Regions from separate parts of the Homo sapiens genome. Here region 2 is linked to region 1. Evidence: read pairs that join two places in POLR2A ChIA-PET (ENCODE). Cell type or tissue: endothelial cell of umbilical vein. All regions are shown on one strand. Each heading gives the region's core, and the rest is flanking DNA. Links, peaks and the distances in the headings are about the cores only.

Evidence for each region. Peaks named below come from ENCODE experiments on the same cell type or tissue, not always from the same donor. Only the 100,000 strongest peaks of a DNase experiment are listed, where the experiment ranks them.
Region 2: POLR2A ChIA-PET joins it to region 1 with 10 read pairs; 3 of 35 experiments call an interaction of 5 or more read pairs at or near these places.

The regions. Positions count from the first base shown.
Region 1 is chr12:96,244,624-96,255,433 of GRCh38, reverse strand. ELK3 (ETS transcription factor ELK3) reads right to left here. Exons shown (of 5, transcript NM_005230.4): 3 at 7,700-8,494. Among named protein-coding and RNA genes, the nearest start is that of ELK3, 56 kb to the right of the region's middle. In endothelial cell of umbilical vein, for the core only: no CTCF peak of the experiment used is centred there; no DNase peak of the experiment used is centred there; H3K27ac peaks cover 1,432 bases.
Region 2 is chr12:96,504,601-96,515,410 of GRCh38, reverse strand. It overlaps CFAP54 (cilia and flagella associated protein 54), which reads right to left. Exons shown (of 68, transcript NM_001306084.2): 4 at 8,312-8,483; 5 at 2,367-2,425. Among named protein-coding and RNA genes, the nearest start is that of CFAP54, 20 kb to the right of the region's middle. In endothelial cell of umbilical vein, for the core only: no CTCF peak of the experiment used is centred there; a DNase peak (open chromatin) is centred at 4,910; H3K27ac peaks cover 1,367 bases.

The DNA.
Region 1 (10,810 bases), core at 1,947-9,946:
CTGGGCTACAGGCCCTCTCCACAAGTGACCTCATCCGTTCCCATGGTTTCACCACCCCTTGCGTGTTGATGACTGCCTAACTTCCTCTCCGGCTCCAAAACACTCTCCGCTCTCCAGATGCAGCTGGACTTTTCCACCCGAATTTCCTGCAGGGTCCTCAAACTCAGCATGGCCCCGACTGGACGTTTAGCCTTTTCCCAGGGAGCTTAGTCTTCCTCCCATGTTCCTCACACTCAATTCTGGCTCTCCCCACTCCTCCCACCCAGTCAGTCACCAACTCCTGCTGACGGCACTCCCAACATCAGATCCATCCCTCTGACCCCTCCCACCATACAGCCTTAGATACTCATGGTCTTTCGCCTGGAATATTCCAATAGCATCCTACTTGGATCCAGCCTTCCCCCTTCCCAATCTCGCCAGCAGGGTGATTCCTAAAACAATTCAGACTGTCACTCATACCCCTTCAATGCTTCCTATTGCTATACCTCCCCTAATCACAAAGCTATTTCACGTATCTATGCCTTGCCTCAAGCTGTTCCTCTGCCGACGATGCCTTCCTCTCCCTGTCTACCCTGCCACAGGCTGATCCTTCAACACCCTGTACCAGTGGTCTCACCCCCTCCAGGAAGCCCTCTGGACATTCTTCCTCCATCTCAGGCAAAGTTAATACCTTCCTCCTTAGGATTCCTTTTGCAACTTAGTATTCCTTTTGTATTGCACCTGAGATACTAGATGAAGGGACTTAAGTTATGAGCTCCTAACTATCAGAGACTATTTTATCCACGTTTGTAGCCCCAGCTCCAAACACAGCAGCTTTCACATGATGGGCACTCAGTTCATGTGTGTTGACCTGAACTAAACGATCTTGCCCCTCAGCTCCTAAAGCGCTTCTCTGTGCTGCATGTTTGACTCTTGCCAAGGGCTATTGTGTGTGTGTGTGCACTTGTAATGCCTTGTTGTCATGGCTAGGTCCTAAGGTCATAAAAACAAGCAACTGTAGTTTTGGTGTCCTTTCTAGGCTCTGTTATTGCTCAATAATTATTTGTTGATTCTAATGAGATTTTTTTCACTTATACCTCTAGCAGCTGTTTATTTACTTATTTATCTTTGAGATAGAATCTCACTCTGTCACCCAGGCTGGGGTGCAGTGGCACAATCTTGGCTCACTGTAACCTCTGCCTCCCGGGTTCAAGCGATTCTCCTGCCTCAGCCTCCCGAGTAGCTGAGATTACAGGCATGCACCACCACACCCAGCTAATTTTCTTATCTTTAGTAGAGATGGGGTTTGGCCATGTTGGCCAGGTTGGTCTTGAACTCCTGACCTCAAGCTATCCGCCCCCTTGGCCTCCCTAAATATTGGGATTACAGGCGTGAGCCACTGCGCCCAGCCTCTAGCAGTTAATTTCCAATCCAAACAAGTCAAAATTCCTTAGCCAGTTCTCAGGGTCCTCCATAATTTCACACCACCCTAAATTATAACCCTATGTTATATATTGCCCCGTATGCTGGACAGCAACCTGTAAACTCATGAGAACAGGAACGGTTTCTATCTTGCTAACCTCTGTATCTCCAGGTATCTAAGCGAATGCTTAGTTTTCAGTGATTATCTCCCAAATGAATGAATACATGATAAACATTTGTTACTGGACTGATTAAAGAAGATGCAGAAGTATTTGCTGATCACTTGATTTGGTGATCTGAGATACCGGTAAGTCACTCAGTCTCTAAGAAAGTAAAGGAGAGAGAAACAAGATGTCTAGCAGGTTGTACCCACAAATATCTGTAATCCTAAGCTCCCACAGATGCCAACAGAATCCATGACAATGCCACCTTGAGGTTAAAAAAATGTCCTCAAATAAAAGGTGACTGAATCTCTGGAAGCTCCTAAAGTTGTCTGAATTCAAGTGAAACCATGGTTTTAAGGTCTTTAAAAGGTGAGTTAATCCCACAGAAGTCTGTAGCACTGATCCTACGGAAAAGGAGACAAAATGGAGACTCCCATGGGGGCCTAGGGTAGCTACAGAAAGGGACAGGGGAGGAAGCAGGGCAGAACCAGGGACAAGGAGGCAGAGTCATGAAGACTGGGGTGGCTGTGGCAGTTTCTTAAAATAAGACAATAATGAAGTTTGCCACATTGATTGACTCTTTTATTTATTTATTTATTTTTTTGGTGAGATGCGAGTTTCGCTCTTGTTGTCCAGGCTGGAGTGCGGTGGCGTGATCTCGGCTCATCACAACCTCCACCTCCCAGGTTCAAGTGATTCTCCTGCCTCAGGCTCCCAAGTAGTGGGATTACAGGCATCTGCCACCAAACCTGGCTAATTTTTGTACTTTTAGTAGAGACGGGGTTTTGCCATGTTGGCCAGGCTGGTCTTGAACTCCTGACCTCAGGTGATCCACCCGCCTTGGCCTCCCAAAGTGCTGCGATTACAGGCGTGAGCCAGCGCACCTGGCCCAATTGATTATTCCTTTCATGAAAGATTTCTCTATGGCATGTGATGCTGTTTGATAGCATTTTACCCAGAGTAGAACTTCTTTCAAAATTGGAGTCAATCCTCTCAAACCCTGCCGCTGCTTTATCAACTAAGTAATGTAATGTAAAGTTATGTAATATTCTCAGTCCTTTGTTGTCATTTCAACAATATTCACAGCGTCTTCAACAGGAGTAGATTCTATCTCAAGAAACCACTTTCTCTGCTCATCTGTGAGAAGCAACTACTCACCCAATCAAGTTTGATCAATAAATTGCAGCAATTTGGTTGCATCTCCAGGCTCCACTTCTAATGCTAGTTCTCTTGCTATTTCTACCACATCTGCAGTTCCCTCCTCCAATGAAGTCTTGAACCCTTCAAAGTGATCCATGAGGGCTGGAATCAGTTTCTTCCAAACTCCTGTTAATGTTGATATTTTGACCTCCTCCCATGAATCATGAATATTCTTAATAGCATCTAGGATGGTGACTCCTTTCCAGAAGGTTTTCAATTGACTTTGCCCAGATCCATCAGAGGAATCACTATCTATGGCAGCTGTAGCTTTATGAAATGTATTTATTAAGTAATAAGACTTGAAAGTCAAAATTACTCCTTGACTTCTGGGTTGTAGAATGGATGTTGTATTTGCAGGCATGAAAAATATTAATCTTCTTGTATATCTCCATGAGAGCTCTTGGGTAACCAGATGCACTGTAATGAGCAGTAATATTTTGAAAGGAATCTTTTTTCTGAGTAGTAGGTCTCACCTGGGCTTAAACTATTCCATAAACTGTGAAAACAGATGTGCTGTCGTCCAGACTTTGTTGTTCCATTTACAGAGCACAGGCAGAGTGTATTTAGTAGCACTGGCTTCAACTTAAAGTCACAAGCTGTACTAACAAGACTCAGCCTGTCCTTTGAAGCTCTGAAGCCAGGCATGGACTTCTCTTCTCCAGCTATGAAAGTCCTAGATGGCATCTTCTTCCAGTAGAAGGCCGTTTCACCTACAGTGAAGCTGTTTGACGTAGCCACCTTCATCAATGAGCGTAGCTAGATCTTCTGGACAGCTTACTGCAGCTTCTCCATTAGCACTCGCTGCTTCACCTTGCACTTTTATGTTATGGAGATGGCTTTTTTCTTTAAACCTCATGAACCAACCTCTGCTAGCTTCACACTTTTCTTCTGCAGCTTCTTCGCCTCTCTCAGCATTCAAAGAATTGAAGAGTTAGGGCCTTGCTCTGGGTTAGCCTGAAAGGAATGTTGTGGCTGGTTTGATCTTCTATCCAGACCACTAAAACTTTCTCCATATCAACAATCAGGATGTCCCACTTTCTTATCATTCATGTTTTCACTGACGTAGCACTTTCATTTCCTTCAGGAACTCTTCCTTTACATTTACATACTTAACTGGTATAAGAGCCCCCTAGCTTTAGGCCTGTCTCGGTTTTGGACATGCCTTCACCGTCATCATTCTAGCTTTGGATTTAAAATGAGAGATGCGCAGCTCTTCCTTTCTCTTGAACACTTTATAGGCCACTATAGGGTTATCAATTGGCCTAATTTCAAAATTGTTGTGTTTCAGGGAATAGGGAGACCCAAGGAGAGGGAGACACAGGAGAGCAGTTGGGACACACACAACACTGATCAAGTTTGACACAGGAGAGCAGTTGGGACACACACAACACTGATCAAGTTTGCTGTCTTATACAGGTGTGGTTCATGGTGCCCCAAAACAATGACAATAGTAGTATCAAAGCTCGCTGATCTCAGAGCACTATAACAGACATAATAGTAAGGAAAAAGTTGGAAATGTTTGAGAATTACCAAAATGTGACATTGAAACACGGAGTGAGTGTGTGCTGTTGGAAGAACAGACTGGCGCTGACAAGACTTGCTCAGCGCCAGGTTGCCACAAACCTTCGATTTGTAAAAACCACCAATTAATTGTGAAACGTAATAAAGCAAAGTACAGTAAAATGAGGGATGCCTGTATGAGGTGTGATAAGGTAACCACGTGACACAGGCCATGCCAAGGCTCCCTTACTTCTCCCCTTCTTCCTGCCATGATTCTAGCTGGAAATAACCAACCTTCGGAATTTGTACCTTCAGGGTATCGGGTTATTACAGCACACACAGCTTTCACCTCTTCCAAAGCCCACCACTAAGCAAAGCTGACAGCCCACAGATTATCAAATGTTTATGTGCACACAGCATCACACTGCACACAGCACACCCCCCACACACAGAGAAAAGGAGAGTTTCTGTGACAAAGTGCTCAGGTAAGAGGAAAACCACTGAAGCCTCACTGCTGCCTGTGGAACACCCTGAACCCCACAGTTGTCCTTCACTCCTGAGGCCGAAAGGAATTCCACAGAATGCCTGGCTGTTGAGAGCCACGCTGTTTCTGGCTGTCACCTGGAAGACAAACTACTGAGCTGGTGCTGGTGGGTGAGTTTCTGGGGCACCCCCTGAAGCAGCTCCCAGGGGAGGGAATCTGAGAGTCCAAATCTGACACTGACATACCCTAATCCTAAACCACCCCTGGCTTCAAGATATCCTATCTGATCTCAGGGAATCCGCCTGGGTGAAACCGGCTGCAAGAACTCAACTCTGAATAAGTACCACACCCCTGACTACCACCCGGGCCCCTCTGGTGTCTCCCTCATTGCCCCTTCTCTCCCTCCCTGTTGGCCACCCATGGCCATGCCAGGAGCAGAGCCCACACTCTGGGAATGTGAGGGAAGTTCAAAGTGGGGTCTGAGTCCCGAGGCTCTACCATCTCCCAGTGTAGCTGGTGACCCCCTTAGTTTTGCGTGGTTTAGAGGACTGCCTGGTGCCCCTCCTCCTCCTTTGACCCGAAGGCCCTCTCTGAGCCAGGTCCCTTTACTTCCACTCTCCTGCCCTGGGTCCAGATGCTGCCTGTTGCCTCCCTCCCCTCAGGACCATTTCTGGGCTTCCTGGCACTAAATCATCACAGCCCCACCCTCACAGCTTGGCTGAGGACCAGGCACCCTCACTGCCTAAGGCACAGGTCCTCTTGTAAAGATCCTGGCTTTCCTACGCCTTCCCACCTAGTTTCAGGCCATGCTGGTGGCTTCTGGCTCCTGGTCGTGCCCTCTGCATCCATTTGTTGGGCATCCACCCTTGATCCTTCTCTCACGCCCTCAGCCCCACCGATGGGAGCCACCACTCCATCCACATTATCCACAGGGCTGGCTGAGCTGACTTCCTCTGAGACAGGGCTGGCATCTGCCTCACTCTGTTCTGAGAAGGTGATCCAGGCTCCCAGGGAACACAGACACCTAAATCAGAGTCAGCCCTGGCCTGGCTTCGGACCTTTCTCACCCTGACAGTTGTAAACACACAGGAGGCCAGGGGAGGAGATGCTCAGATCATCTACCCTGGCCCTGCCTCTCAAGATACTCCCCTGAGCTACATCAGGAGCTGCTGTTTCTGAGCCATTTGCTCAGCAGCCCTTGGTCACTGGACAGCCTTGCTTAACTGGAAGATGCCTGATTTAAGAGCACACGTGCTCACTCTGACCTATATCCTGATCCCCTGGCCCTCCCCCTCCGCAGTGGCGCGCGTCACCACCAGCTCACAGGCTTGAGCTGTCATGAAATCCTGGGCAGAATCCAGTCCAGAGAAAGCGTGGAGAGGACAGTGGCCCAGAGCTGCTTTCAGGTGCTCCATGGACGGCCATCGTGATCAGGGACACTGCCTTCTCGCAGCGGGAATGCATTTCATTTGAGAGCATGGATTCTGGAGGCAGACACTGGATCCAAAGCCACCTCTACCACCTATTGGCTGTGGGACCCTGGACGAACTACTTTACCTCTGTGCCTCATTTATCTCAGCTGGGAAACAGGATGATAATAATAGCACAGGCTCAGCATCCCAAATCCAAAAATTCCCAAATCCCAAATCCTCCAGAATCTGAAACTTTCTGAGTCCTGACATGACACTCCAAGGAAATGCTCATTGCAACATTTTGGATTTCAGATTTTCAGATGTGGGATATTCAACTGGCAAGTATCATGCAAATATTCCAAAATCTGAAAACATCTGAACTCTGAAATGCTTCTGGTCACAAGCATTTTGGAAACAGGATGCTCAACCTGTATCCACGTGACAGGGCTGCTGTAAGTGTGGATACAGGCAATGCATGTAAAGCATCTGGAGCAGTGCCTGGCACACGTGGGGAGCCCGTCATATGCTGCCGCGGCTGCTGCTAATGACAACAGGGACAACTACGATGAGATTACAGAGGCAGGGGACGGGTGCAGCTCCACGGTTAACAATGCTACCAGGTGTCCCCAGCTCACAAAGCCTGTCCATGGTCCCATTTTCCACACATGGAACCTGGCCCAGAGAGCAACCGCCCACAGTCCCACTCCTAGGAAGCAGGGTAGCCAGGAACTGAATGCAGGTCTGTGAACCTAAAACGAATACTCTTTTAACCTCTGCCACTAAAATTGCATCCAATTTTCAAGGGGAAGGAGAAATATGGTTTCCCAGCACCTACTACGCCTTTGCACTGCAATTGTCAGCTGGACAAGAAAGAGCATCTGAATATCTGATTTAAAGGAAAAGGCTGCTTTCTCTTTGGGACTAATAACAACGAAGGCTTTTTTGGCTCTGCAAGTTTGCTGTCCTCTCGCCAGTGCTGTGGACTGGGGCTTTCTCAGAGTAGTGCTGCTTTCAGCGAAGCAGCTGTTTGGGGTGGCCCCTTTGTTTCTTATTACCTACGCTATGACCACAGCTCCACACTGACATGCGATGGCGGCATCAGTTGACATCTATTTTCTTGTTAACAGAACACAAGTGGCTCCTTATTAAGCGCCCCCAGAGAAGATTCTGCCATAAAAATTTCATAAAGCCCAAGCGCCTCCCGAAATGTAAACTGGCCCGCTCAACTTTCCCTTGGAAATCGCTGGTGAGATCTGCTTTGTCGGCCAGTGTGCGTGTTCCACCTATGGTCACTTTAGGCCGCTAAAAGCAAGAAACCAATCAAGCATCCCACTAGAGTCGACAAACCAAACCCTGTCTCATGTGCACCCCTTGGTCTGAGGATGGAAAAGCAGCTTCCCTTCACATTTACACAGTGACCTCGGTACGAGTCATAGGACAACGTTTTGAGGGACAGAAGGAAGTCTCTTTAGTTGCTCTTCCTTTTTTGCTAAGCCACTGAAGCTGGCTGTGGCTTAGATGACAGGAATGACTCTTACCTGTGCGGTGAAGAAGGCTGGGGTGAGGGATCCCGAGGGGAGGGCTGGGCTGTTGAGGGCGATGGAGCCGATGTCGGTGCCGGAGAGCACCAGCGGGGGCGCTGAGATTTCCAAGCCTTTGGGTTTTTTGGCCTTTGGGGGAAGAGATGGAGACTTGGTCTTGGAGCCCGATGACAGGTTCAAGGGCTCCAGGGAATCGGAGTCATGGCAGGCGGCCTCCAGGAAGAGGCTTCTGTGTTCAGAAGGGAGGGGTGAGTTGGGGGACAGGGACGGGGACCGAGATGAGAAGGGTGAGGCGGATGAAATACTGGCAGCGTTTGGCAACATTAAAGAGGAGATCTTGGCCGAGACGGACGAGGCCAGGAAGGCGGACGCCGCCGCAGCCTCTGACGTGGAAGGCAGGGACACCACCGGCCTGGTGACGTGCTTGTCGGTTTTATTGGTCACAAACCTGATCACAGTCCTGACTTCTTCCACGGGGGGGCTGTCTTCGGGCGGCTCCTCCAGCTTCTCCGTCTTGATGGCCTTGAAGGCGTCTGGTGGGTTCTGCAGGGAATTAATGGTGAAGGACGAGTACAGGCCTGAGTGGATGTATTCGTTGCGGCTCGTGCTTCTGAGGGCGGCCAGGCCGTGTTTGTGGGCCTCGCGGCCCTCCGGAGACGCCTTGCAGTCGCTGTCCTGCAGCAGAAGGCTCTCCCGGCTGATCTCCACCGCGTGAGGATCCATCTTCAGGATCTCCGGGAAAGAGACAAACTTGTACACAAACTTCTGCCCGATCACCTTCTTGATGATGTTCTGCAAATACAAAAGTAGACGTTGAAAATCTGAGTGCACCCGAGAAACCATGTAAGAGCTCATGATAATGGTAAATGTCGCTGGCAGAAGCACCAAAATGTTCCTGATTTACATTCTTGGCTAAGGAAAAGTGGAAGGAGGAATGAAGTTGGAAGTAGAATTAGATGTGCATTCCAGTTCTGCCATTACTAGATCTTTGTGATCTTTGGCAAATTAAGTGCCACTTTGAGTTTCCTCGTCTGTAAAGTAAGGAAGATGATGATGATGATGATGATTTCTTAGACAGGGTCTCACTCTGTCGCACAGGCTGGAGTGCAGTGGCACGAACATGGCTCACTGCAGCCTCAACCTCCTGGACTCAAGCAATCCTCCTGCCTCCACCTCCTGAGTGGCTGGGACTACAGGTACATGCCACCACACCCTGCTAATTTTTACATTTTTATTTTTTGTGGAGACAGCATCTCACTTGGTTGCTCAGGCTGGTCTCAAACTCCTGGACTCAAGCAATCCCCCAACCTTGGCCGAGTGAGGATTATTCTATGTAATAACATAGTAACAGCTGCCATTTATGAAGCCTTTACTATGTGGATGGGATTATTCATATCTTATCTCATACAATCTGAACAGCAATCCTAAAAGGAAGGTGTTGTGACTCCTATTTTAAAAATTTGGAAAATAAGCTTAGAGCACTTCCCTAACTCACATGACCACCTGCTAGGAAGTGAAGTGGTAGAGGCAGCATGTCCTGAACCATAACACAGTATTGTCTTACCTACCTCTGCGAGTCAGAAGAATTCAATGAAATAATAATGAGAAAGCATTCTGTAAGCTGGAAAGCATTATAAAATGCAAGTTATCATCATCAAACACTACAACGTTTTCTTAACTCAGTCATTTTTTTCCTTTTTAATTTTTATTTTTTTTGCCAAGAAAGCCACTGGAAGGAAAACGAATTGTCTACTTTGGATATCTGTGACATTCATTGACAGTATTTTTAGTTGCTAGCGTCTACTTCTGGCTCTTCAGTTTATGGCTCCAGTCCTCAAACATTAGGCTATAAATGAAAAGCAATAATCATTGCAAAAGTTTTTGCAACCCTTTGGGAGAAGGGACTTTATATTAAAGGCTATGCTGTTCTTGAGGTTTATTAAATGGATACTTTAATTCCCTGCCGAACCCACTGGGTTCTATATTTACCTACCAAATGCTTGCGTGTGCCTTGCCCTGTGGATGCATCTTGGCGTCCAAGGGGCTCAGAGAGACAAAGATGGTCTCTCTCAAGCACAAAAACCCAGCACCATCCTATGGGAAAAGGACTCTGTTTCCTTAGAAACTATTCCACCTAAAACCAGGGTATGAGTGAGGATTAAAAAAAGATCATTTCAAGTAGAAGAGCTTTAGAAGCAGCTCTGATTGAGTGCCTCTCTTCTGTACCAGGGGTTGTACATAAGGCACCTCATTAGATCCCCACATTAGCCCTGATGGAGGTGGAGGATGTCATCCTTCTGACACAAACAAGATCCCAGGGATGGAGAGTCATTTGCCCAAGAACCACCAAGATCGACAGATTCTAAAGCGTAAGCTTTTTCACATCCCCACACAAATTTAGGGGGAGAGAAATCAAAGATCCCCCAATAGACATGAAATTCAACTGAATGTTGATGTGCCTTTTGAAATCATAGTGTGGTTCTAAAAACATGTGTTTGCCTGCCATCCTTTACATTATGACATTCTGATTTGCCTTTTCCCTCCTTAAATGATGGCAGCGAAGGGCACATTTAAGGGTCCCATTCAGCACAGGAGATCTCATACAGAGTCATGGAGAAACCTCACTGAGCACCAGCATACAGGCCGACGCCCAGGGCACCTTAGATTAGAGTCAAGGCCAAACAACAGTTCCAGTGGCCGCGGCCACCTTGCTGCATCCTGGAGCTCCCACCTGCAACTTAACCCGCGGGGTCTCATTTACGCCAGCGACCTCACACTCACGCTGCTACTCGAAGCTGAACAGCCCTTAAAAACCTTTAGAGAAATTTGGGAAACTCAGATGTTTTCCACCTGGACTTTGTTAGCAGCGTCTCTGCCGAGTGCCCTGGGTCAGAACATGCCCAGGAAAATCAGCTCCCAGCAGGAAATAAATTAAATAAGGGTGTCATTGGACCCACCTGACCCAGGGTCAGTTCCCATTAAAAAGAAAGTGTGCTGGCCTGGTGTGTTAATGCTTCCTTCGCTAAAATTTTAAGTTATTTTTAGTTTTAGCTCATAATATTTTTCTCCCTGGGGAAAAACTTTATTTTTTTCCCTCAGCGAGTTTGA
Region 2 (10,810 bases), core at 1,735-9,734, 260 kb before region 1:
TGCCAAATGTACAACCACCCACCCCTCCCCCAAAATTATTGCATCCCTCACCTCCCATCCCCATCCCACAAGACTGGCACCACAGAACTATACTCATTTTGGGCCAGGCACCGTGGCTCACGCCTGTAATCCCAGCATTTTGGAAGGCTTGAGGCGGGAAGATCACTGGAGGTCAGGAGTTCGAGACCAGCCTAGCCAATATGATGAAACCCCATCTCTACTAAAAATACAAAAAATTAGCCTGGCATGGTGGTGGGTGCCTGTAATCCCAGCTACTCAGGGGGCTGTGGCAGGAGAATCACTTGAACCCAGGAGGCAGAGCTTGCAGTGAGCTAAGACGGCGCCACTGCACCCAGCCTGGGCAACAGAGCAACACTCAGTCTCAAAAAAAAAAAAAAAAGAACTATACTCATTTTAGTGTCATTTTACAGGCGATTTAAGTTTTGAAATATAATGAACAAAAGAATAATTTTAGTGGCAAAATTTATGTACCCTGTGCTTTTATTAATTCATATAAAATATTATCGGTTCCCATGGTTTCCTTATGGTTGAAAAACTGAAGATTTATCTCCTAATAAGATTAGAATACCTATTTAATCAGCATGGCAAAATACTCAACTATCCTTATTTTATCAGAGACAAACTCAAGGTATATGAGGCAGAGAAGAAATGTCTTACAAAGGTTATGAATAAGAAATTATTTTAAGATGACTGTCACTTTAAAATTCTCTCAGTGTTAACAAGCACAAACACTAACAGTCAAATGTCGGCACAGACATTTCTGCCCTTCAAAGCTTTGGCAGCAAGCACTGCAGCAGACCAAACTATGATGGTCCTGTGAAGCCATGTTTGTTGTTGTTACACCAAGCGCAACCAGAGTATGCAAATTCTCTTTAGGAAATCATCTGGAACTGAATGTAGCATCATTGCAGTAGTCTGCGGGCCAAGTTTACATTAGGCCTGGGAGAGTCCCCCCTCAATTTAATTCACACTCAGAAAGCTGGCACAGAGCTTCTTCAAGTCACTGTCTGTCATAGAGTTTTTTAATTTGAGAAGCAAAACAGAGAGAGAACACATAATTAATGTTATCCATTGAGCATGCAAATTTCTTTACTTCCATTTTTATTTTTCAGATGTTGTCAACTTTTAAGATACTTGGCTATGCTTTGAGGAAATAAGAAAAAACATATCTCTCCTGAGTGTTAGAATATTCAGGGTAAGGTTCTGTATGGAATAAAGAATAAAGTAGTCATGTTTCAGATGCCAGCAACAACTCAAGCAGGGTCTCAACGGGAGTATATTCGCCCTTCTTGGCCTACATTCCAATAACTGGAAAACTAATACAGGGAATAAATATGTCTCCCGTGGACAAAAATGCTACCAACATTGTAGGGAAGTCAATAGAAGTGTCAGCAACTTCCTCAAGCTAACACTGAGCAGTGACTACTGGTAAGTAAGAATCTTATTATAAAATAAAGTCTCCTTGCCTTTGTCATGCAACTGGGTTAGAGTTTAAGTGTGCATTCACCCGATTAGCATGCAGGCCAGAAGTGGAAGCACTTCAAGCAGAATGAAATCCAAGCTCCGTATCATGACATAAAGGGGGTAACCATAGTTTATCATCCAAACCAGGACACCTTTTTTTAATTTTCTATTTTTTTTTCATTTGAGACACAGTCTTGCTCTGTCACCCAGGCTAGAGTGCAAAGTGGCACGATCTTGGCTCTCTGCAACCTCCGCCTCCCAGGCTCAAGCAATCTTCCCACCTCAGCCTCCCAAGTAGCTGGGACTACAGGCATGTGCCACCAGGTCCGGCTAATTTTTGTATTTTTTGTAAAGACGGGGTTTTGCCATGTTGGCCAGGCTGGTCTCAAACTCCTGGCCTCAAGTGATCTGCCAGTCTAGGTCTCCCGAAGTGCTGGGATTACAGGTGTAAGCTACTGCACCCGGCCCAGGCCACTTTTACTAGTAAAAGTGGGCACTACTGATAATTACTAACAGGACAACAGGCATAAACCGGGACTTTCCTGGGCAAGCCAGGACGGATGGTCACCCTACCTAAAGCTATAGCAACCAGATGGATGTTTACTATCAAGCGTGACAAGCATGACTATCTGAGAGACAGAGAATACTAACATTTTCAGGAATTTCCTTTCTTTTCATTAAATCATCTATATTTTTACATATGATCCCTATTAAAGCAAAACTAAGAATAATAAAGCTATATAATATATATTTACTAAATTTTATATTATATAATTCTCCAAATATTCCTTGTTTAACATTCAATATACTGTGTAATGAAAGCCTTAAGAAAAATAAAACAGGAAATAGAGGGGAAAATATTTTGTCAGTACATTTCATACCTTGGAAGACTGACCTATGACCATCAGTTTTCTGCAAATGGTGTAAATATAAATGGTACCTGGATGGAGAAAACGATTGTTAACATGTTTTACAGTCAAATGATAGAAATTTTATATTCCAATTTCTGTGGTTCAAGTCTGTAGTTCCCAAAACAAGTGATCTTATGAGGAAGTCTGATAATGGTATATAGAGTTATACTCATCATAATTTTTCTTGTAACTTGTAAACAAAATCATTAAAATAATTAACATGGCCGTATTTTAAATATGTTGACACAGGAATCTTCTAGTCTCATTTTACAGGCCATTTAACTTTTGAAGTATAATGAACAAAAGAATAATTCTAGTGGCATAATTTATGTACCCTGTGCTTTCATTAATTCATATAAAATATTACTGGTTCCCAGCTGTGTACAGTGGCTACGCCTGTAATCCCAGCACTTTGGGAGCCTGAGGCGGGAGGATCACGAGGTCAGGAGCTCAAGACCAGCCTGTCCAATATGGTAAAACCCCGTTTCTACTAATAATACAAAAATTAGCCGGGCGTGGTGGCATGCACCTGTAGTCCCAGCTACTTGGGAGACTGAGGGAGAAAAATCGCTTGAACCTGGGAGGCGGAGGTTGCAGTGAGCCGAGATCATGCCACTGCACTCTAGCCTGGGCGACAGAGCAAGACTCCATCTCAAATATATACATATATATATATATATATATATATATATATATATATATATATATATATAAAATTGGTTCCCATGGTTTCCTTATCATTTAAAAACTAAAGATTTATCTCCAAATAAGATCAGAATACATATTTAATCAGCATGGCAAAATACTCAACAAGGAAACTCATAATAATTTAAAAATCATAATGCATAACAGGGCACGTTATATTCACTCTCAGACTCATATAACATTTTTCCTATTATCAAGGTGTGTCCTACTAGCATTCTAGTGAAAAAATAGCATTTCCAACACCTAAGTAAGGACACATGCTTTTGTGTCAGACCATTAATTAAAAGAGGATAGAAGGCTGGAGGGAGGGTTGAAGAGAGGAGTGGGGAACATCACCATACTTCTCTCTGTATACAAGCAGTTTATCTATCTATAAACATACCCAAAAGATGGTAGCATGCTTTAAAAAGGCATGTAATTGTAACAGATAGTCTAAATATTTTCTATAAAGTATCTAATATTCGTAACCATAAAAACTCAACAATTATGAATTCTATGTTCAGGTTTAAACTTTTAAGTTTCTGATGGCCAGGCGCCGTGGCTCACGCCTATAATCCCAGCACTTTGGGAGGCTGAGGCAGGCAAAACACCTGAGGTCAGGAATTCGAGACCAGCCTGGCCAACATGGAGAAACCCCATCTCTACTAAAAATACAAAATTAGTTGGGCATGATGGTGTGCACCTGTAATCCCAGCCGGGCGTGGTGTCTCACACCTGTAATCCCAGCACTTTGGGAGGCTGAAGGGGGCAAAACACCTGAGGTCAGGAATTCGAGATCAGCCTGGCCAACGTGGAGAAACCCCATCTCTACTAAAAACACAAAAGTAGCTGGGCGTGATGGTATGCACCTGTAATCCCAGCTACTCAGGAGGCTGAGGCAGGAGAATTGCCTAAGCCCAGGTGACAGAGATTGCAGTGAGCCAAGATTGCGCCATTGCACTGCAGCCTGGGTGACAGAGCGAGTCTCCATCTCAAAAAAATAAATAAATAAAAAGTTTGTGAGAAAATGGCAACTGCACCAAAACATCTATTACTTGATTAGAACACAACTATAAGCATAATAAACATCAATTACACAAATCAGTGACCCCCAAAATTGAATAAAATTTAAATTTAAATGTATAGTACCCTAAATTTCATAGAGAATGCAATTGGTCCTTAACATTCAGGGACTTGGCATTATTCATGTGACTACCCCCAGCACCTGCAGTTATTCATTCCACTGAAGATCCACTGGGGAAGAAACCACTCGACTAATAACAGCTCAAGCTCAGCAGACTTATCTCAACGAGGCTTTGTTGACCTCTACTCTTCATCTTTTTCATTTCTTTTTTTTTTTTTTTTTTGAGATAAGAGTCTCGCTCTGTCACCCAGGCTGGAGTACAGTGGTGCAATCTCAGCTCACGGTGACCTCCACCTCCCGGGTTCAAGTGATTCCCGTGCCTCAGGCTCTCAAGTAGCTGGGATTACAGGCGCTCGCCACCACGCTCAGCTAATTTTTGTATTTTTAGTAGAGACAGGGGTCTTGCCATGTTGGCCAGGCTGGTCTCGAACTCCTGACCTCAAGTAATCTGGCTTCCCAAAGTGCTGTGATGAGAAGCGTGAGCCACCATTCCTGGCCTCTACTCTTCATCTTTAAAAATAAAACTGTCTAAGTGTTTCTTTGCAGGAAAAAAAAATAGTCACCAAGTAAAAATATGCACAGGAAACACATGCCTGTCCAAAAAACATGTGATGAGGATGTAAGCCAGGAGCCTGTATAAACATGCCAGTAACGGGGAACTGGGGAACTGAGGAAGGCCTCAGGAGACTGCCCTCAAGAATGACAAGGGCCCTCTGTATTTCAAAAAGGTGCCTTTCACCTTTCCAGCACTAAAATGTTCTGACTGTAACTAAGTCCTTTGACAGTTCAAGATCTTGGCATGGCTCACAAATTCCTGCTGCAAAAGCCAGACTCAGAGAGTAAATGGTATCAGATGGAACACAGACTGAATCTTTATGATCTCAGGGTATTTCTGGAAGTTTATTTCCTTTGTTCTTTTTTTTTTTTTTTTTTTGAGATGGAGTCTTGCTCTGTTGCCCAGGCTGGAGGGAAGTGGCATGATCTCGGCTCACTATAACCTCTGCTCCCCGGGTTCAAGCAATTCTCCTGCCTCAGCCTCCCAAGTAGCTGTGATTATAGGCACACGCCACCACACCCGGCCAATTTTTGTATTCTTAGTAGAGATGGGGTTTCACTACGTTGGCCAGGCTGGTCTTTCACCTGGGCCTCCCAAAGTGCTAGGATTACAGGCGTGAGCCACCATGCCGGGCCTGTTTCATTTTTAACCAAGTCCCTAATAGGAGTTTATTGCCTGGTCTTGTGAGTCCTTTTCATTAAAAATGGCCACCATCAAAATAATCTAGTTGAGGGTCTAAATTAGTTGGGTTCACTTTAGTTGAAAAGTAAGGTATTACTTAATATCCATATACCCAATTAGATTTTTTTTTTTTTGAGATGGAGACTTGCTCTGTCACCCAAGCTGGAGTGCAGTGGCATGATCTTGGCTCACTGCAACCTCCGCCTCCCAGATTCAAGCAATTCTCCTGCCTCAGCCTCCTGAGTAACTGGGATTACAGGCATGCACCACCACACCCGGATAATTTTTGTACTTTTAGTAGAGACCCAGTTTCACCATGTTAGCCAGGCTGGTCTTGAACTCCTGACCTCAGGTGATCTGCTTGCCTTGGCCTCTCAAAGTGCTAGGATTACAGGTGTGAGCCACTGTGTGCAGCCTAAATTTTTATTTAAAAACCAAGATTGGTTAAATATTTGAAGAAACCAAGAGTGTGTATGTATAACAGTCAATTAAAAGTAAATAGAGTAAATGTCTAACTGAAAAGGTCAAATGTATTTTGATAAGTTATCAAGGCACATTTGACATTTTCAGTCAAATATAGTTTTGACTACTTAAATTCCAAACTGTCAAAACTTCAGGGTCTTTGCACTTGCTGATCCCCCAGGTGGAATGCCCTTCCACCAGATACCCAGAAGTTTCACTATCCAAACTCCTTCAGGTCTTTGTTCCTCTGTCATCTCAGCAGCCCAGCCCCTCCTCTCTCTATCCCCTTCTGGCTTTGACTTTTCTCCATAGCCTCGTCACTATCTGACACAATTCAGTTTTGATTTGTTTAGCATCTCCCTGCAATGGAAGTCAGCATGAGAATGTGGTTTTTGTCTACTGTCCACTCCTGTGTCCCTAGCACCTAGAACAATGCCTAGCATATGGTAGGCATTCAGTAAGTTAGAGAATAAATTAAAACAGGAAGAGTAGTTACTGAAACTAAGTATGTGTATCTCCCAGAACCCAGTAATTCCACTCCTAGGCACAGATCCCAGAAAACTCTCGCACAGGTCTATAAAAGGACATGTGTAAGGATATTCATTGCAGAATTATTTGTGCAATTAGAGAGGTCAGGCAAACCAGGTGCTCATCGCCAGGCCTGTATGGATATCTGCAATATAATTCAGCAGGCAGAATTAATGAATTAGATTTACATACAGGAACTTAGCTAGATTCTAAAACCCCACAATATTCAGCAGGAAAAAAAAAAAAGGAAACAGAATAAAATCTAGAGCACAATGCCATGTGTATTAAAAAAGAGAAAAGGAAAAAAGCACATACCAAGAAAAAGATATCAAGGATACAGAAATAATCTTTTAAAAAAAAAAAAAAAATTGAGAGGCCGGGCATGGTGGCTCACACCTGTAATTCCAGCACTTTGGGAGGTGGAGGCGGGCGGATTGCCTGAGGTCAGGAGTTCAAGACCAGCCTGGCTACCATGGTAAAAACCCGTCTGTACTAAAAATACAAAAATTGGCCGGGTGTGGTGGGGCGTGCCTGTCATCCCAGCTACTCGGGAGGCTGAGGCAGGAGAATCGTTTGAACCCAGGAGGTGGAGGTTGCAGTGAGCCGAGATCATGCCACTGTACTCCAGCCTGGGCAACACAGCGAGACTCCATCTCAAAAAAAAAAAAAAAAGATTATTGAGAGAAATGTAATCCCAGTGCTTTGGAAGGCTGATGCAGAATGGCTTAAGCCCAGGAGTTCAAGGCTCAAGGCTGCAGTGATCATGCCACACTGCACTCCACTCTGGGTGAGAAAGTGAGACCCTGTCTCAGACAAAAAAAAAAAAAAAAAAAGACTATGTTTGGGTTGTGATCTTAAAAGGAGTAAAGACAGGGAATCATGCTCATTTCCACCACTCAAACAAGGGCTGACCACAGGGCTCAACCACTGGGCCTAACATGGAACTGCTGCTCCTTCTCCGTCCCTGCCAAGATGTGTGAGAGATGGCAGTGGTGGCGCAGGTAACATCGAATCTCTGGAGGATGATCAGACACAAAAGCTTAATAATCACTGGACTGAAAAAATCTCATCAAAGTTGGCCTCATCTCTGGCAGCAAATGTAAAGTCTGATTTCAATCAAAATGTCAAAACATGACTTGGGGGTGGGTGAGAAAGGAAAAGGCTAGAAAATATACTTTCAGTTGCCATGGATGAGGGAAAATCCAATATGTTTCCTTGAAGTTATTTGATCCTGTCTTATGCACATCGAACACACTGTCAATATTTTCCTTTTAAAAATATATTATCCAGAGAATAATGCAGTAAGTTGCAACTTTAAAATAGAGAAAAGCAAGTATTACATTTTTTAGCTGAGAGTCATTTCTTCAGACATACACATAATGTACATATGTGTGTGTGTATGTGTGTGTGTGTGTGTGTGTGTGTATGTGTGTGTGTGTGTTCCTCAGCAGTCCTCACTCAAAATAAAAGTAGGAGGAGGTCACTTTGTAGAAACCCAAAGCCAAGTTGTTTGAGGACAGGGCCAGTAAATGGGTGATGCTTAGAGCCAATCTAACCCGCACTGGTTCTTTGACCCTTCTCCATCTATATTTACTTGTTAACTGCGGCCCTGCTTTTTGAACACCCAACAGTGATTATTCCCACAGTCTCTGACCCTTTCCCCAGTGAAAACCCAAAGACATGCTTTATCCATCCCAATTTACGAGGACAAACATGTCACACGAATGTTGAAAAAAATATATTCATCCTATTATGAAATGCGTATGTTTTAAATCACAAGGTACTCAAGCTACTGTCAAACTTAGCATTGAAGTAACTTTCTGAAAGACACAATGGAAAATAAAATACATCAGCATATACCATTGAAGATAATCCAGCAAAGATGCTCTTGTGGCAGAGCCACTTGCATGATGAGCCTTAAGGAGGACAAGATATGCAGACACTGGACCACAGATTCTTTATTCTTCAGGTTTTCATCACTGTCGCAGACCAGCTGGTAGTTGCACATATTTTTGCCACTCAAAGCATGAAACTGAAACACATGGGAAAATAGAAATAGAAATAGAAATAACTGGCCAGGAACAGTAGCTCACACCTGTAATCCCAGCACTTAGGGAGGCCAAGGTGGGCAAATCACCTGAGGTCAGGAGTTTGAGACCAGCCTGGCCAACATGATGAAATCCTGTCTCTACTAAAAATACAAAAATTAGCTGGGCGTGGTGGCACATGCGTGTAATCCCAGCTACTCAGGAGGCTGAGGCAGGAGAATCGTTTGAACCTGGGAGGCAGAGGTTGCAGTGAGCCAAGATCGTGCCACTGCATTCCAGCCTGGGTGACAAGAGAGAAACTCCATCTCAAAAAAAAAAAAAAGAAAAGAAAAGAAAGAAAAAGAAGGAAGAAATAGAAATAACTTAGGAAAGCATTTCTCAAAATGTAAAAAACTAAAATGGAAACAATTATGGATAATTAATTTAATAGATTAGTGTAAAAAAAAAAAGATAGGTTTCTTTAAAACATCCATCTAGTTAAGACTAGCTTTCCTTAGTCACAAGAAATTCAGAAAGAAAAACAAATCCTATTACCAAAAATACAGAATTGAATCAATTTTTTTTTTTTTTTTTTGAGACGGAGTCTTGCTCTGTCTCCCAGGTTGGAGTGCAGTGGCTGACCTCGGCTCACTGCAAGCTCCACCTCCTGGGTTCACGCCATTCTCCTGCCTCAGCCTCCTGAGTAGCTGGGACTACAGGTGCCCGCCACCACGCCTGGTTACTTTTTTGTATTTTTAGTAGAGACGGGGTTTCACCGTGTTAGCCAGGATGGTCTCGATCTCCTGACCTCGTGATCCGCCTGCCTCGGCCTCCCAAAGTGCTAGGATTACAGGCGTGAGCCACCGCGCCCGGCCAGAATTGAATCAATTGTTATAAGCTCCCCAGTGGCATTTTAACTTATTTATTAATTCAGATGTGATTATAACCATTTACACAATTCACTCAACAAATGTTTCTTGAGCACCTCTATTAGCCACACTCTGCTAGGCAACAGAGACTCTAGGATGAGGAAGAAACGGACACTGCTCTTAGAGGAGGGAAAACAGTTACAGGCTCATGCACCAGGCTCATGCAGCATTGAAGGGACTGCTGCGGTCACTGAATTGAAAGTATTTTGTAAGGTTGGATGAGATGGTTTAAAATAAAGAAGTGAGGCCAAGGCAGGCAGATCACTTGAGGTCAGGAGTTCGAGACCAGCCTGGCCAACATGGAGAAACCCCATCTCTACTAAAAATACAAAAATTAGCCAGGCATGATGGTGCGCACCTGTAATCCCAGCTACTCAGGAAGTTGAGGCAGGTGAATCACTTGGGCCCAGGAGGCGGAGGCTGCAGTGAGCCAAGACTGCACCACTGCACTCCAGCTTGGGCAACAGAGTGAGCCTCGGTCTCAAAAAAAAAAAAAAAAAAGTGAGGCTATTATAGGGGTGACCCAGGCTCAGAAAAAGAGAGAGAGCATTCCATGTATTCCAAGGAATTTGGACTTTAGCCAAAAGGCAAAGTCAATGGGTAGTGGAACAAAATGACAGGTTTCTACTTTAGAAATTAATTGGCCAGGCACGGTGGCTCACACCTGTAATCCCAGCACTTTGGGAGGCCAAGGAGAGTGGATCATGAGGTCAGGAGTTTGAGACCACCCTGACCGACATGGTGAAACCCCATCTCTACTAAAAATACAAAAATTAGCCGGGCATGGTGGTATGCGCCTGTAATCCCAGCTACTAAGGAGGCTGAGGCAGGAGAATTGCTTGAACCTAGGAGGCAGAGGTTGCAGTGAACTGAGATCATGCCACTGCACTCCAGCCTGGGCAACAGAACAAGACTCCAAAAAAAAAAGAAGAAAAGAAAGGAAAGAAAGGAAGAAAGGAAGAAAAGAAAGAAAGAGAAGAAAAGAAAAAGAAAGAAAGAAAGAAAGAAAAAGAAAGAAGAAAGAAAGGGAAAGAAAGAAAGAAAGAAAGAAAAAGAAAGAAAGAGGAAGAAAGAAAAATAAATTCTGGCAAAATATGAAAAGCAAAAAGCAGAAGGTAGGGGGTCAAGGCTACAAAAAGGGGAGTAGGAGAGACCTTTTCCCTAACAGGGTGCCAACCTACATCGCCCAGTATTCTCATTCACGTACCTATGGTACAGCCAAATTGAACTGTTCAATTGTCTCCCAAACATGCCTTAAGAGTTTCTGCTTATTAACCACATACGGGTCCCAAACCCTTGAATAGTCCTCAAGTTTGAAGTAACATAGATTTAGAGTCAGACTGATCAGGGTTCAAACACCAACCCTGCCCATTGCTTTAAGTGGGCTAATAAACTTCCATTTC